3 separate regions of the Homo sapiens genome follow, and regions 2 and 3 are each linked to region 1. Evidence: chromatin loops called from intact Hi-C (ENCODE). Cell type or tissue: mammary epithelial cell. All regions are shown on one strand. Region 1 has its middle 160 kb from the start of TMTC3. Region 2 overlaps TMTC3 (transmembrane O-mannosyltransferase targeting cadherins 3). Region 3 overlaps LOC124902978 (a long non-coding RNA gene).

Evidence for each region. A loop is a pair of places that touch in the nucleus more often than their neighbours do. Peaks named below come from ENCODE experiments on the same cell type or tissue, not always from the same donor. Only the 100,000 strongest peaks of a DNase experiment are listed, where the experiment ranks them.
Region 2: a loop joins it to region 1, with 2.0 times the contacts of the local background. A loop is called at or near these places in 3 of 110 quality-filtered maps.
Region 3: a loop joins it to region 1, with 6 times the contacts of the local background. A loop is called at or near these places in 3 of 110 quality-filtered maps.

The regions. Positions count from the first base shown.
Region 1 is chr12:88,297,706-88,302,705 of GRCh38, reverse strand. No RefSeq gene overlaps it. Among named protein-coding and RNA genes, the nearest start is that of TMTC3, 160 kb to the right of the region's middle. In mammary epithelial cell, no CTCF peak of the experiment used is centred here; DNase peaks (open chromatin) are centred at 2,875 and 3,865; H3K27ac peaks cover 2,354 bases.
Region 2 is chr12:88,183,693-88,188,692 of GRCh38, reverse strand. The region is part of intron 10 of TMTC3 (transmembrane O-mannosyltransferase targeting cadherins 3); the gene reads right to left. Among named protein-coding and RNA genes, the nearest start is that of TMTC3, 44 kb to the right of the region's middle. In mammary epithelial cell, no CTCF peak of the experiment used is centred here; a DNase peak (open chromatin) is centred at 2,512; H3K27ac peaks cover 611 bases.
Region 3 is chr12:88,390,690-88,395,689 of GRCh38, reverse strand. All of the region lies in intron 1 of LOC124902978 (a long non-coding RNA gene), which reads left to right. Among named protein-coding and RNA genes, the nearest start is that of KITLG, 190 kb to the left of the region's middle. In mammary epithelial cell, a CTCF peak has its summit at 2,113 (motif pointing right); DNase peaks (open chromatin) are centred at 2,179, 2,479 and 3,889.

The DNA of each region.
Region 1 (5,000 bases):
AGAATTACCTTGGTAATGCCTTGGCTTCTTAATGGGTGGCATGTTTTGCCTTTCCCTTTATTCTAACTTTGGGGGTTGGCTACTCTTATTAAACAGTTCAGATTTAATACATTCATTCTGGAATAAACATTACTAAATTTGGAAGGAGAGCAGTTTGAAACCAGTGGGAAGTACCAGAGAAAACTGAAAAATCCAGATTACCAGTGTTTGCTACAAAAGGACAAGAAAAAGAAAAGTACAAAACCAATGTTACTTCATGACATAATACTGATGTGTAATTATTTCTAATTGTATGCATGCTTAATCAAATACTCATGAGCAAAATGAGTTTCTATTAAGTATTTTAAAGGCATAAATAGACGAAAAATTTGTAACCAAGATCAAGTCTTGCAAGGAGCTAGGGAGTACCTGAGAGCTCCTAAGAACCAAAAACTGAAGGTAAACTAAATGTAAGCGGAAATGAGCAAATACATTATAACATTAAATGGAGTATGATGCGCCATTAAAATGATGCTGTAAATCTATGCTTTTTGAAATCTAAATATGTTTATGTATATGTATATGTTTAGAAGTTCTATGATTAAAGCAGTTGTAAAGTAGTTTTACAGTATTAAAGACTTTTAATTATTTAAATTAAAAGGAGAGAGCAAGAATGTATATGTCTTTATGTGTGTGTATGTCTATTAAAAATTTCAGAAATATACATCAGAGTGTTAATACTGGTCATTTTTGTATGATAGGATTAACAATAGTATTTTAAAATTGTTTATTTTTGTCATTATCTAATATTTTAAAAACATATGTTTATTATGTATTTGGGTGTAAAACCCATGAGGACATTTCAATTTTTTTAAGTTTGATTTAAAAAAATAAGCTTACCTATAACATTTAAATCTGCTTCTGAATTTGTTTGGATCATTCCTGAACAACAGTTGAAATAAGACCTATATAGATGACAAAGATTAGGGGGTAGAGTTTGTCATTGGCTTTTTAAATGTGCAAACTTGAATCAAATTAGACTTCTAGGAAAGATTATGATATGACTGCATGTTTACATAGCACACTAAACAAAATAATAAGAGCAACAGAAAATAATAAAGGAATCTTCATTCATAAGTAAATTAGTAAATCACCAAAATCCCTTACTAAAGAATCTGAAACATATTTACCAATTACAATAATACTTCCTCAAAATAAAAGGAAGGGGCTCAGCTTTGGCATATAGCTTCCCTAATTAAGAGTAAGATGCTGTTTGGGAAGAAAGTAAGGAATACTCCTAAAAATTCTTTACTTGGAGATAGGATCTTTTGCAATTTGAATGAGTTTCAGGAGTAATGTGGGTCACCATTTTGGATTTCTTAGACCATCAGCTCGGTGAGGTCAGGAACCATAATGTTTTTGTTAACAACTTTATCCCCAGTTTCTGGTACATAGTAAAGGCTGAATAAATATTTGTTGAATAAATGCCTGGAGTTGTTTCCCCTCCCACATAATGGCAAAAGTGGAAGGAGAAATGAAATGGCCATGTCATTTTAATTTAACCCAATCTAGTTTCACAACTAGTAAGAAACAACTGCTCAGCCACAAAGCAAAGTTAGCCAAACAGACATAAGTAAATATTTATCCATAAAACAAAACTATGAACCTAAGAGCACAACACTGATATGGGAACCTGCCAGGATGACCTGAACTAATCCCTCTAAAATGAAGGAGCAGCCAAACTCTGGGAGAGTTAAGGTTTGAAATTACTAAATCTCATGCTTTTAATCATTGTGTTAGGCTGCAATATTTTCTAAAGAAGACGAATTAATCTTCCCAATGACTAAATTACAATAACATACTTGTTGAAGGTAACATTTTACTAAAATACTGTTTTGCTCTTCTAAATGGCCCCAAATTAATCAGAATAACTTTTCTGATGCAAAATCCACAGGTTTAATAAAAAATTGGTGATACAGGTTACCTCTTAAGAGACCGTGAAATAGCTACTTGAGACAGTCAGGAAGTCAGTGTGGAACATTATAAAGATCTGAACCCAACTGTGTCTTATGCATTAAGCAGTCACAGAGTTCCACTGGGATTTAGAATGGACTCCGGATCTGATGACCTTGCCTTCCAAGAATATTTTTCCACATCTTAAATTCTATACTTGTTGTCAAGATCCAAGCTCATCAAAATTCATGACTCATTTAACAATAAAATCAATTCATTTGTCTTTATTTTATTACCTTATCTGTGTGGGAAAACTAAATTAGAGTCTTGTGTCAGCCAAGATCTTCAAGCAGAAGCCTATTTGATACGGACGTAGGGGATAAATAATAGTAGGTCTGGCCTACCTGTTAAACAACCAAAAATTACTCTAATGTAAGAAAGTTACATTGATTAGATTACTAAGATAACACTTACTAAGATTAGATTACTAAGACAACACATTACTAAGAAGTGAAAGGCTTGGAGCCATCATTCTACTTTGACAAAGGCTAGGGACAAAGGCTGTTCTGGGTCTTTGGCATCAGAAAGAAGCTCTTGGATGTTCTCTGAAGTATCAATATTAGCTATCCTAGCTTCAATTACCTTCATTCTCCATGTGGCTCTCTTCTAGTTTCAAATTTCCAAGAAAGAGAATTGGGTTGGTCCAACTTAAATTAGACATCTTTATCCTTGGTAAATCACCCTGGCAAGAGTTTCTTTGAGGCAGGAGGTGGTAGTGGCACAAACATAGCTATAGGGTAGAACTGTGAGCTGAGTCATTGCTCCAGTACATATTACTGCAGGGGGATGACCACGTGGTCAGTGCATGTGTTTGTGGGGGTAGAAGGAGATAGTGTTAAATTATTCTTGGAACGTGGCTTAACCACTGTTGGGTTTGCTCTATGACAAAATCAAGTGGCATAGTCATATCTGACTGATATGAATCAGCAAAATGGAAATGGGGCGAATTCTGCAGCCTTGACCTATGACTAGGTTTCAGTATTAGAGTTCTTTCCACCCTCTTTAAGCTCGTGTTGATAGAAACAGCCATCATATTTTCTTTGCTTCACATTTCTCAGGGTTACTTCATAAGAAGTGAGAGCTGATTTCCCATTGACTCATGCATTTCCATATTTAGCTCATTAGGTGCAGGAAGTCTACATCTTGTTGGTTCAATGTTTTCATTAGGAATTAGAAATTTTCAGCAATTACTTGCTGGACAATGCACAATCATATCTATATCTTTTACTCAAAATGGTATCTTCTGAACTTACATTCCAACATCTTGTAATTTTCAAATCTTTCCCATTTGTAAGGTGAAATGATCATAGTAATATACTTGTAAAACTTCCCTTATACATGAATATCAGAAAATATATGTGGCAAAGTGTTTTAGTTATCTATTGATTCATAATATTTTATTTCAGAATTGTCTCAAAAAACTCACACATTTATTATCTCATTCCATTTATTATCTCACTCTGTGGATCAGGAATGCAAGTACGCTTACATGAGGTTGTAGCGATGGTGTCAACTGACACTATGGTCGCATTTGAAGGCTCAGCTGAGAGGGGAAATATTTCCTAGCTCCCTCACATGGTTGTTGATAGGATTCAGTTTCTCATGGGGTATTGAACTGATGACCTCAGCTCTTTACTGGCTGTTGGCTAGAAGCCTCGCCTGTCCCTTGTTAAATGATTATCTTCTTAGGGAAGCTATGAAAAAAATCTCCATGCTAGTTGGCTTTTCTTAGAGTGAGCAAGTGAGAGAGCAAGAGGGTGCCAGGACAGAAGCCACAATGTCTTTTTATCCTAATCTTGTAAGTGACATCTCATCACTTACTTCTGCCACATTCTATTCATTAGAAGTGAGTCACTAAATTCAACCCACACTCAAAAGGAGGGGAACTCCAGGAAACAGAAATCATTGAGAGTTCTGTTAGAGGCTGCCAGCCACACCAGGGAACTGGAATTACAGGTATATTCTGACATTTAAGAAACAAAAGAAAATCATGAGATAAAGAATAATAAGGTAACAACATTCAAATCGAGGAGACTGAGAAAAAAAATGAAAGGAGTTTACTATTATGATTCTATTAACCAAGAAGAAAAGTAGTTTGATTAAAAAGACAGATTTTCATTGGCAAGCATGAAGAATTTCACATTTACATCAAATATTCACTTGGCCACAGATTTTTGTATTAATTTGAAGAGTGTGCTTAGCTGCCCTCTATAATGGGCAGCTTCCCAAAATGACTTGTGCTGATCAACAAAAAGAGTTAAGTAAATATACTGTCAATAAAGAGAAGCCTTGTAAAAGAAACTCAAAATGAAAAATACAAGGAAAATGTGAAAAAATTAACATTTTTAACAAAGCAAGTTTATAAGAAAGATACATAGGGAAAAAAGGCAACAATTTAATCAACTTACACTGTACAAAAGCAAAGTATTTTATTTCAAGAGATACTGGGCTTTTTCAGCTTTACAGGAAACTGGCCAATTATACCTCTTCATATGAAAAACAAAGATAACCAAGTCCCATGAAGATAAGCCTGGATAGACTGTATTTAGATACATTAACCTTCTTAATGAACTACAGACAGTCCCTGAATTAAATGATTTTTTTTTTTTTTACTTTATGGTGGTTCAAAAGCAATACACATTCAGGAGAAACTAGACTTCCAATACTTATACAACCATTCTGTTTTTCACTTTCAGTGAACTATTCAATAAATTACAGGAGATATTCAACACTTTATTAGAAAATAGGCTTGATGTTATATGATTTTGCCCAAATGTAGGCCAATATAAGTGTTCTGAACACATTTAAGGTAGGGTAGGCTAAATTATGATGTTTGCTAGGTTAGGTGTATTCGATGCATTTTCATCTTATATATTTTCAACTTGCAATGAGTTTATCAGGACATAACCGCAACATAAGTCAAGGAGCATCTATACTCTGATATGGATACCCAAAATGAAAGCTGTATGGGATGGGTGGTATAGCTGAGAAATAAACATAGAAAAAGA
Region 2 (5,000 bases), 110 kb after region 1:
AATGCAAAAGCAGGCAACAGGTCCTGCTTCTTCCTTAAAGTTCTTGTAATTTAACTTGTTATAACTTAAAACCAATGGTATACACAAAATTACTTAAAGCATGTAAAGACAGAAAATACATACATGGCATGAAAAAACTATTTGAATGGATTTTTGAAGAGTTGAGACATAAGAGAGATAAAGGTAATGAAGAAATTTTTATTACCTTCCTTCATTGTATTTTACTACACTAAAGCTTGCTTCCAGAGATAAAGGTAATGAAGAAATTTTTATTACCTTCCTTCATTGTATTTTACTACACTAAAGCTTGCTTCCATTTACTTAATCTCATAGCTTAGGAATTCACTCAAAAGGTACAGCTCAACTCTACAAGTAAAATGAATCATCAGGATTTTTAGAATTATTTCAAGTGTTATAACAAATATGCATCATGGTGGAACAGGGGCAAAGAGACTGAAAAAAAACTTTGCCATTCGATTTTTAAAAATTTTTGTGACTGTGGCTAGAATGAGAGTATAATGGAACATAATGATAATAGTATTACTTAAGATGCAGTGGCCCAGCTCTTTTAAATGATAATTAACTCCTTAAAATTAATTTTAGATTTTTTTAAAAGGTTGTGTTAATTTTAGAATGTCAGGAACTTATGTCTCATTTTCTGATGTGGAAAGTAAAAATCCCAGCAAATTTATTCAGGGATAGGAAAAAAAATGTAGCTGAAATAGGAAAGAGATGAGGATTCATTGTACAGTAGCTTTTTAAAAAGATATACTTGCCAGTAAATATTTCAAAGGTTTGGAATAATGATAGAAGGAAGGTAGAAGATCTTAAATCAGACAGTTTATACTCAACACGAACTAAAATACATGAAAAGGTTCATTATGATTACTACTTGCCTTGTGATACCAATTATTTTGCAATTGTGCAATAATTCTTTGCCTGCAACTCCTAGGACACATAGGGGCCAAGCATATATATCTTGGGCATTCCCTGAGTAACAGTCCTAAGAACTTGCTATATAATGTTTTAGGCTGGCAATTGTGTGCACTGCACAAAAACTGGCAGATGCGGTCCAGGTTTGATTATAGATAAGTTTAGGAGTAAGGAAGTAGATTTTTTTCTTTTTAGATGTATTGCTGAGTCTCATGGAGCCAGGAGGGGTCAAGCAAAAAAAACGTTTAAGCTAGCCATTCTTAATTCTGGCTGCAAATCAGAATACCTGTGTAGTTTAAAAAAAAGTCAGATACTTCAGCCCCACCTAGGTCCATCAAAACATAATGTTCAGAAATGAAATCTGCAAAAATATGTTCATAAAAAGTGTCAAAGGCAATTCTGATGTAGAATCAGGGCTGAAAATCATTGTATTATCCAATTGCATATAAAATATGCAGTATAGTGATTAGATCAGGGTATTTGCTTGCATTATATGTATCAAAACATCACTATATATCCCATGAATATGTACTATTATTGTCAATTAAAAATATGGGGTAGTCTTTGCTTTTATATCTTTTTTTTTTTTTTTACCAGATAAATCCATACCATATGTTTATAGAGCTCAGAATGTTATTTAGGAAAAGCTAAGGTACATAGAACCTGAAAAAATTATACACTAAGAATTTAAGAATAAACTGAAAATTTGTTAAAATAAAACTGTAATTATGCCAGCTGAGTATTTAAAATGTTATTGAAATTATCCCCAACCAATGTTAGAAAAGAAAGAGGTTATATACTTAGATAAAAAATGAGGTGAATTACTATCCATTGAAATCATGCTCTTAGAATTAAGGCCAGGAGATATTGTCATTAATGTAGACTTCAGACACTAGAGTATAGCAGCCCTATGTTTTCAAAGAGCAGAGATGCAATTAGATATTGTTTAGCATCAAAAAGGCCACTCAATACAGCTAATAAAATGAAAGACCTAATTTCTAAGCAATTCTTTATAATTTACAAAGTTTTAAGATTCTAGAGGGTAAAATAGTATCACTTTTAAGATAAATTTAAGTATTAACAAAAGGTAAGAAAAGAAGGCAAGATGTAAAAAATCAATGACATTTAAATGACTAAAGAAACTAAAGGAACTTCAAAGAACAAGCCCACTCTTACCAGTACCTATCCAAAACAACAGCAGCATGAGTTAACAATCTAGCTTTTAATTCAATGGTAAATGAGGACCTCACAAATCTCAAATGTAGTCTCAGTTTGTCAATACTAGGTTTCTATAATCAGTTAATTTTTCCAGAATCCTAGTTGAGTCTCTTTCATTTCTTATCTCTCCTCACATCTCTAATATCATATTTTCACTAGGAAAACAAAGGAACTTTGTTTAGAAGGGAACTTACCTCACTGCTAAAGGTTATCAACTTACCTGCATGAATGTTTGCATGTGTTTTTAATAGTAACAAACACCTGTGTACACAGGTTTACAGTCACCATTTATTTGAAATGACAGTAGTTATTAGACACTGGTTCACATATGATCTCAGTCATCCTGCCTAGGGATGCAAATGTGATGTGGCTGGGAAGTTTTCAGGCAACTGTGTATGACTAATACACAGCTGCCCAACAGTGAAATATTAGCTGCCCAACAGTGAAGTATTCTCACATTGATGGCTTAGGCAATTATGTAGAGTTTCAGTATTTCCTGTCCACAAAATTATCAATTTATTTAAAAAAATAAATTTATAAATATCTGGAATCTCCTAGGAACTCTCTATCCTTCATAAATATAGATGTAAAAATTACTAATAGCATTTTAACAAATAAAATATAATAAAGATAATAAGTCACAATCAAATTGTGTATTACTGAAGGCAAGGTTGTTTTAACATTATGAAATCAATTGATGATATCCACTGTATTAACAGACAAAAAAAATAAAAACCTTATCATCATCTCAAATGGTGCACAAAAGCATTTGACAGAATCCAACATTTACTTGTGTTAAAAATTCTCAGCAAATGAAGAATTAAGAAAGGCAGGAGAGCTCTCCTATACTGCTGGTGGGAAATACATTTTTTGGAACATAATTTAGCAGCCTTTAAAAAGTTAAACATACAGAAATCATATGACCATGCCATTTTTCTCTCAGGTTTTTACCTAAGAGAAATGAAAACATATATCCATAAAGACTGGTATATGAATGTTCGTAACAGCCATGTTTGTAACAGCTCCAAACTGTGAACAATCCAAACATCCATCAACAGGTAAATGGATAAACAAACTGTGGTATATCTACGTGAAGGAATACTACTCAGCCATACCAAGGTATGGGTTTTTGATTCATACAACAACATGAATGAGTATCAAAATAACTGTGCAGAGTAAAAAAGCCAAGAAAAAAAAAAAAGAGAGAGTCCATAGAGTATAATTCCATTCATACACAATTTTAGAAAAAGCACATTATCTGTAGTGATAGAAAGCTTTTGCTTAGAGAAGGCTGGGGTGAAAAGGGGTAAGAGGGAGGTATCAGAAAAGGATCCAAGGAATTTGAGGGGTTGATGGATATTTTCAGTATCTTAATTGTAATTATGGTCTCACAGATAATATACATATGCCGAAACTTATCAAATTATGTATTTTAAACATGTATAGTCTATTGTATGTCACATGTACTTCAAGATTGCTATTAAAAAATTACAACTCAATCATGTCTTTGGGTTACTGCAAAAGCCTTCTAAATGATCTTCCTGCTTTTCTTCACTGTTTTCTGCATAGCCAGTGATACTTAAAATTACACCAGAGTATATGTGCGAAGGTTGCTCTGTTTATTATCATCTCGAAGAGACTTTCTCTGAAAATTTCTAATCTCTATGCCCTTTTTATAGCTTTTATCACTTTCATATAAATACACATGTGCATGCATATGTGTGTGTGTATATATATATTTTGTGTGTGTGTATATATATATATATTTACATGTGGTGTGTATTTGTTTACTTATGTTTATGCCTTTATTTAGAATGGAAACTCCACGAAGGGAGGAAATTTGTTTTATTTCTTCTGGATTCCCCAGCACTTAAAACAGTGTCTTGACACATGGTAAATTCTCAAATACGTGCCCAATGAACAAATATACCTACAGAGCCATTTGCTATCCATTCTCTTTCAGCCTTCTTCCCTGCATTATACATCACTTTTTTGCCACCTCCTGTAGGAGTTTGGTCAGGGTGGTGGGAAAAGTTGTAAGAAAAAGTTATAGGGAAAGATGCAAACCTTCTTGGAAGGCCAGGAGGCTTTGCAAAAGCTTCCGAAGGGAATTATGGCTGAAGGCCGCCAGATTCTCTTATCAGGAGTCTGAGAGAAAAGAGTAGATAAGGGAATGTAAAGGAATTTATCTAGATAAATTTGTTTACTCCTTTCTCTAGAAATCAACCTTTGATTATTCATGCACAGGACTGCTCTCTACTTGGGGGGTCGACAATGTTCATTACCCACAAATTGTGTTTGCTCCAAGCCTTTATCATTAAATCTGAACTAAATAAATGCTAGCAGGGCTGGCTTAGGGGGGCTGCACTCTCTTGGTGGCTGCTGCACTCTCTTGTTGGTGGTGCTGAGCCATGCGGTCCCCTAGCCACGCTGTCACGCAAAATTCCTGTGTCAGTGTACTTCTTTCATCCATCACTCGGCCAGAGTCTGTGGGACAGACTCGGCAGGTGGTGCCCCGTGTGAGGAAGGCTGCAATGGATTGCGATGGAACCCTCAAAAACGAAGGTTAAGAGACTGCACAGTAAGTCATTGGTGCCCGCTTGGGATTTCCAAGTTCGAGGGAATTGTTCAGGCTAGGGTTTCATCATGGGACAGTGGTTGTCAGCTCAACAGAAACAGTATATAAAAGTACTGAAACAGCTGCTTAAAGCTAGTGGAGCCCCAGTTTCGCAGGCTCAATTAAGGGACATAATGCAAACTGCTGTTTCCCATAACCCATGGTTCCCAGAAGAAGGTATGCTAGACATAGGGCTCTGAGAACAAGTGTGGAGAAATCTTAACATCATGCC
Region 3 (5,000 bases), 93 kb before region 1:
ATCTTAGCCAAAAGGCTGGGAAGTAATAGAAAAATGTATATTCTGTGGTTGTTGGGTGCAATGTTCTGTAACTGTCTATTAGGTCCATTTGATCTAGAGTCCCGTTGAAGTCCAGAGTTTGTTGATTTTCTGCCTCAGTCATCTGTCTAGTGCTACCACTGAGGTGTTGAAGTCCCCTAATACTATTTTATTTCTCTCCATCTCTTTTCTCAGGTCTAGTAGTGTTTGTTTTATAAATCTGAGTGCTCTGGTGGTTGGCTCATACATATTTAGAATAATTATATCTTCTTGTTGAATTGAACTCTTTATCATTACGTAACAACTTTCTTTGCTTTATTTCACTATTGATTATTTAAAGTCTGTTTTAACTGTTATAACTATAGCTACTCCTGCTTTTTTCTGTTTGTTTGTTTTCTGTTTACATGGTATATCTTTGTCCACCCCTTCATTTTGAGTTTATGGGCCTTCACTTATTTTGCGGGTTTCTTGTGGACAGCAAGCAGTTGTATCTTGTTTTTTTAAATACAATTGACCTATCTATATCTTTAAGTGGAAAATTTAAGTCTTTTATGTTTAAGATTCATATTAATATGTAAGGTTTTCTTCCTGTCATAATGTTGTTACCTAGTTGGCTTTGTAATCTCAATGTGTAATTCCTTTATAGGATCTGTAAACTTTGTACTTACATGTGCTTTTATTATGGAAATCATTGTCCTTTCATTTCCATGTTTAGAACTCTTTTGAGCTTTTCTTGTAGGGCTGGTCTAGTGGTGATGAATTTGCCTTAGCATTTGCTTGTCTGAGAAAGACTTTATTTCTCCTTCATTTATGAAGCTTAGTTTGGCACTATATAAATTCTTGACTGGCATTTTTTTTTCTTTGAGAAGGCTGAAAATAGGCCCTCAATCTCTTCTGCCTTATAAAGCTTCTGCTGAGAAGTCCACTGTTAGTCTAATGAGATTTCCTTTATAGATTATTAGAGGCTCCCCTCTAGCTGCTTTTAGGATTTTTTTTTTCTTTCATCTTGACTTTGGATAGTCTGATGGCTATATGCCTTCATGAGATTCTTCCTGCAGAGAATCTTCCAAGTATTCTTTGAGCTTTTGTATCTTAATGTCTAGTTCTCTAGCTAGGCCAGGAGAGTTTTCTTGAATTATTCTGTCAAATATGTTTTCCAAAGTTTTTACTTTTTCTTCTCCCTCAGAAATGCCTTTTACTCATAGATTTGGTTGTTTTACATAATTCCATATTTCTTGAAGGCTTTGTTCATTATTAAACATTTCTTTATCTTTATTTTCGTCTGACTGGGCTAATTTGAATGACCAGTCTTCAAGTTCTGAAACTCTTCTGCTCAGTTTAGTCTACTCATAAAGCTTCCAACTATTTTTTGTAATATCATCAATAATTTTTTTATTTCCCAAAGTTCTGTTTTTTTAAAAAAACTATCCATGTCTTTAGTAAATTTTTCATTCATATCCTGAATTGTTTTCCTGATTTTTTGTGTTGATTTTCAACTTTTTCTTGGAACTCATTGAGATTTCCTACAATCCATATTTTGAACTTTTTCTCTTATTTCAGAGTTTTTATTTTGATTAGGATCCAAACTCATTTTTGATTAGGATCCATTGCTAGACATCTAATGTGATCCTTTGGGGATGTTGAAATGTTGTTTTTTGTTTGTTTGTTTGTTTGTTTGTTTGTACTGCAGGAGTTCTATGATGATTATTTCTCATCTGGAGAAGCTTGCTCTTCTTATTTTTGAATTTTCTTTTGTTTGGATGGGAATTTTTATTTATTTTTCCCCTTGAGGTGTGACTGTAATGTATGTTGTATATGATCACTTGGTTTCAATTCTGGATGCTTTCAAGGGGCCAAGGTTCTGGTATAAATTCCTTGGTTATAGATAGCTTTTCTATGTGTGGTGGCTTTCTCAAGTGCTGATTGTTGTAACAATGCATTGGGTATATGAACTGGCTCACTATTTTCTGTGGGGCTAAGAGCTGAGATCTCAGGAAGCGTATCTCATTCCCTAGCACTATGCCTTTCTGTAAGTGGGGTTTTTTTTTTTTTGATTATGCAGTTCAACTTTCAGTCCTGTAGGTGGCACTTACAAGTAAGAGCTGGCTCATTCCCAGATACCCCAATGATCAGTGGAAGCACCTACCCTGACTGGGGTGGTTGAGAGAGCACATGGTACAATGCTCTGAGGTATCCTCAGAGGTGGCAAGGAGGGGGCTGTATCAGTTCCCCATCCAATTCCCTATCACACCACTGTCCCAGAGCTTGCAGCCTTCAGTTCAGATAGACCCTGCCCTTTATCTCCAGGCTAAATGGAACTGAATTCTGCAGAAAATGCACATCCTGTGGCTACCCTGAATTGGCCTGGAGTGGAACCTCTTCCCTCAGCCCCAAACAACTCTGTGGCTGGCCAGCATTCAGCTGTAGGGATGCCATTACTCCACATAGGAAGAGGATGTTGAATCCTGCCCTTTGTGCAAGCCTGGGCTCGTGGGCACACTTTCAGTAGGGGTTTAGTAACCCCACATAGTCCTGGAGAAGCTATCTCCAGGTATACCCACTCCAATACCCAGTAGGAAAACCTGTGGCTGCATCCACAGCAGTGGATGGGGGGACAAGAGAAGACCCCCCACCTTCACATCTGTTCCTGGCCACTGGTGCTGCCTGTCTACTGAAGTAGAACAACATTCCTCCCTTTCAGAGATCAGCACTATGCCCTCATCTTCACTGGGATGGGCACAGTTACCTTCTGCTCACAAGCATGAGAGGGCTATCAGATGGGGAGAACACACAATCAGGTTTCCTTTGTCCTAAGGGGCACTTTGGCAGGCTGCATTGCCCCTTGCCCTATGGGTAGCTCATGCTAAGAGCCAGATCTTTGGGGATACCTCAGCTCCCCAGTCTTGCCAGTCTCCTGTGGTTGCCACAGTCAAAGTGGGCTCTAGGGAATGTTTGCAGGGGTTCTAGGATGGGAAGACATAACAGCTGATATTCTCCGGGCAGAATAGTGGCTGAAACTTTTAAAAGTCCTAGTTGATTCAAATAGAACTCTATTGGTGGCACAAATGTTACTTTTCTGACTATGTCTAGGACAAAGATGACAGTTTATGAGGGATTCATACAGAAAATTAAAGCATAATAGGTGACCAGCCCAGTACTGAATACTGAGAGCACCTGAACAAGAATGTTTCTAGCCTAACTTAAGTTTATGCAACCTGGAAAACAAAATTACTGATCTGAATTTCCAGTTGATGCTGAGATTCTGTCAGAAATTTATCTGTTCATGGTATGGAGTAAATTGTTCAATGACGGCCGGGCGTGGTGGCTCACGCCTGTAATCCCAGCACTCTGGGAGGCCAAGGCGGGTGGATCACGAGGTCAGGAGATCAAGACCATCCTGGCTAACATGTCTCTACTAAAAATACAAAAAATTAGCCGGGCATGGTGACAGGCTTCTGTAGTCCCAGCTACTCGGGAGGCTGAGGCAGGAGAATGGCGTGAACCCGGGAGGCAGAGCTTGCAGTGAGCCGAGATAGCGCCACTGCACTCCAGCCTGGGTGACAGAGCGAGACTCTGTCTCAAAAAAAAAAAAAAAAAAAAAAATTGTTCAATGTCATTAAACCATATGACTCTGTTGTTAAAGAAAACATCTCCTAAGGCAACACATTCAAAAATTAAGAAAAACAGGGATGATTTTTAGATGTCATTTTCAACAATTCTTTCATAGACATTTAAGATATATTTTATTTCCTAACACAAATAATGTGTTTCATTATTTGTTTGATAATCAGTTTAATCTTTGGCAACCTCCATTTCTGTAATTTATGACATCTGGTTAAAAAAAATCCCCAAGCAGCCAGGGAGCTTAGTCACAGATGTCAGCATGAAGTGGTAGTGAAAGCAAAGCGTTCTGACTTCAAAGGGTTAGGAAAGACTTGTAACAATGTAATAAAAAGAATAGATGCCACAGACATCATAAGTGTCAGAAAGAGCCAGAAACTCAGAAATGAAAATGTGGAGATAAATCAACATATGCTGGGTTTCAGTTTTCCAAGTTCCCTCCATCTTCAGCAACCATCCAGACACTAAGATGTGTTCTCATTCTTTATATCTGTGACCCAAATTAACTTTATCTCCAACAACCCCCTACTCATCCCTTCCTCCCACTCTACTCAAAACTTCCTTTCAATCAGTCAGAAAAGACTTTTACAACTTGAGAGTTTTATGAGTTGGGTTGTACTTTGTATTAATATTGTTCTCTTCCAAATTTATCCAGGAGTTTAGTATAAAAAATGTTATCAGGCATTTTTTAGGTCAGCCTCCATTGGTGTTGGCCCCATTCACAGGCTCTTTTTACAAAATAGACCCCGGTACATACAGGATGGCAAAGGCAAATGGTGATTGCTCTCTCCTCTGCATCCCTAGCAGTTCCTGGAAAAGGATTCTGGTTGGTCAAGGTTAGGTTTCATGCCATACCTTCAATTTGGGTCACTACTAGGGAGAGAAGGAACGTCTTGTAAAAGAAAAGAGGGAGGGAATTTGTTATCAGAAGAGCAAGAATGCTGGGCTTAGAAAAGCCAATTCCAAGAGACAATTTGAAAGAAAATTACTAGAAAGCTAGAGAACAGAGAGAGAACAGACTTTCCTTCAAGTGACTCAGATCCAAGGTCGGCAACAGGAGGATGCCGAAGTATTCTGTAAAACAGTGCTTTTTAAGAACCCTATTTTGCCAGATGTTTATCTTCCAGATTGAGGGCAGTGAAACTAGTGAGGTAAACAAGATAACAATAGCAAGAAGCCACTCATACCCATGAATACATTGGGAGAAGGTAATATTATTGGATACTAGAAGCTAATTAGTTTGACAGAAACAGAGATTCACAGAGAGAGTGGTTATGGGGCAGCAGCTGGCATCATGGTGAACGTACAGCCACAACTGGGATGCCTCCTGTAGCAGAGAGAGAAATTGTTCCCCAGTGTCA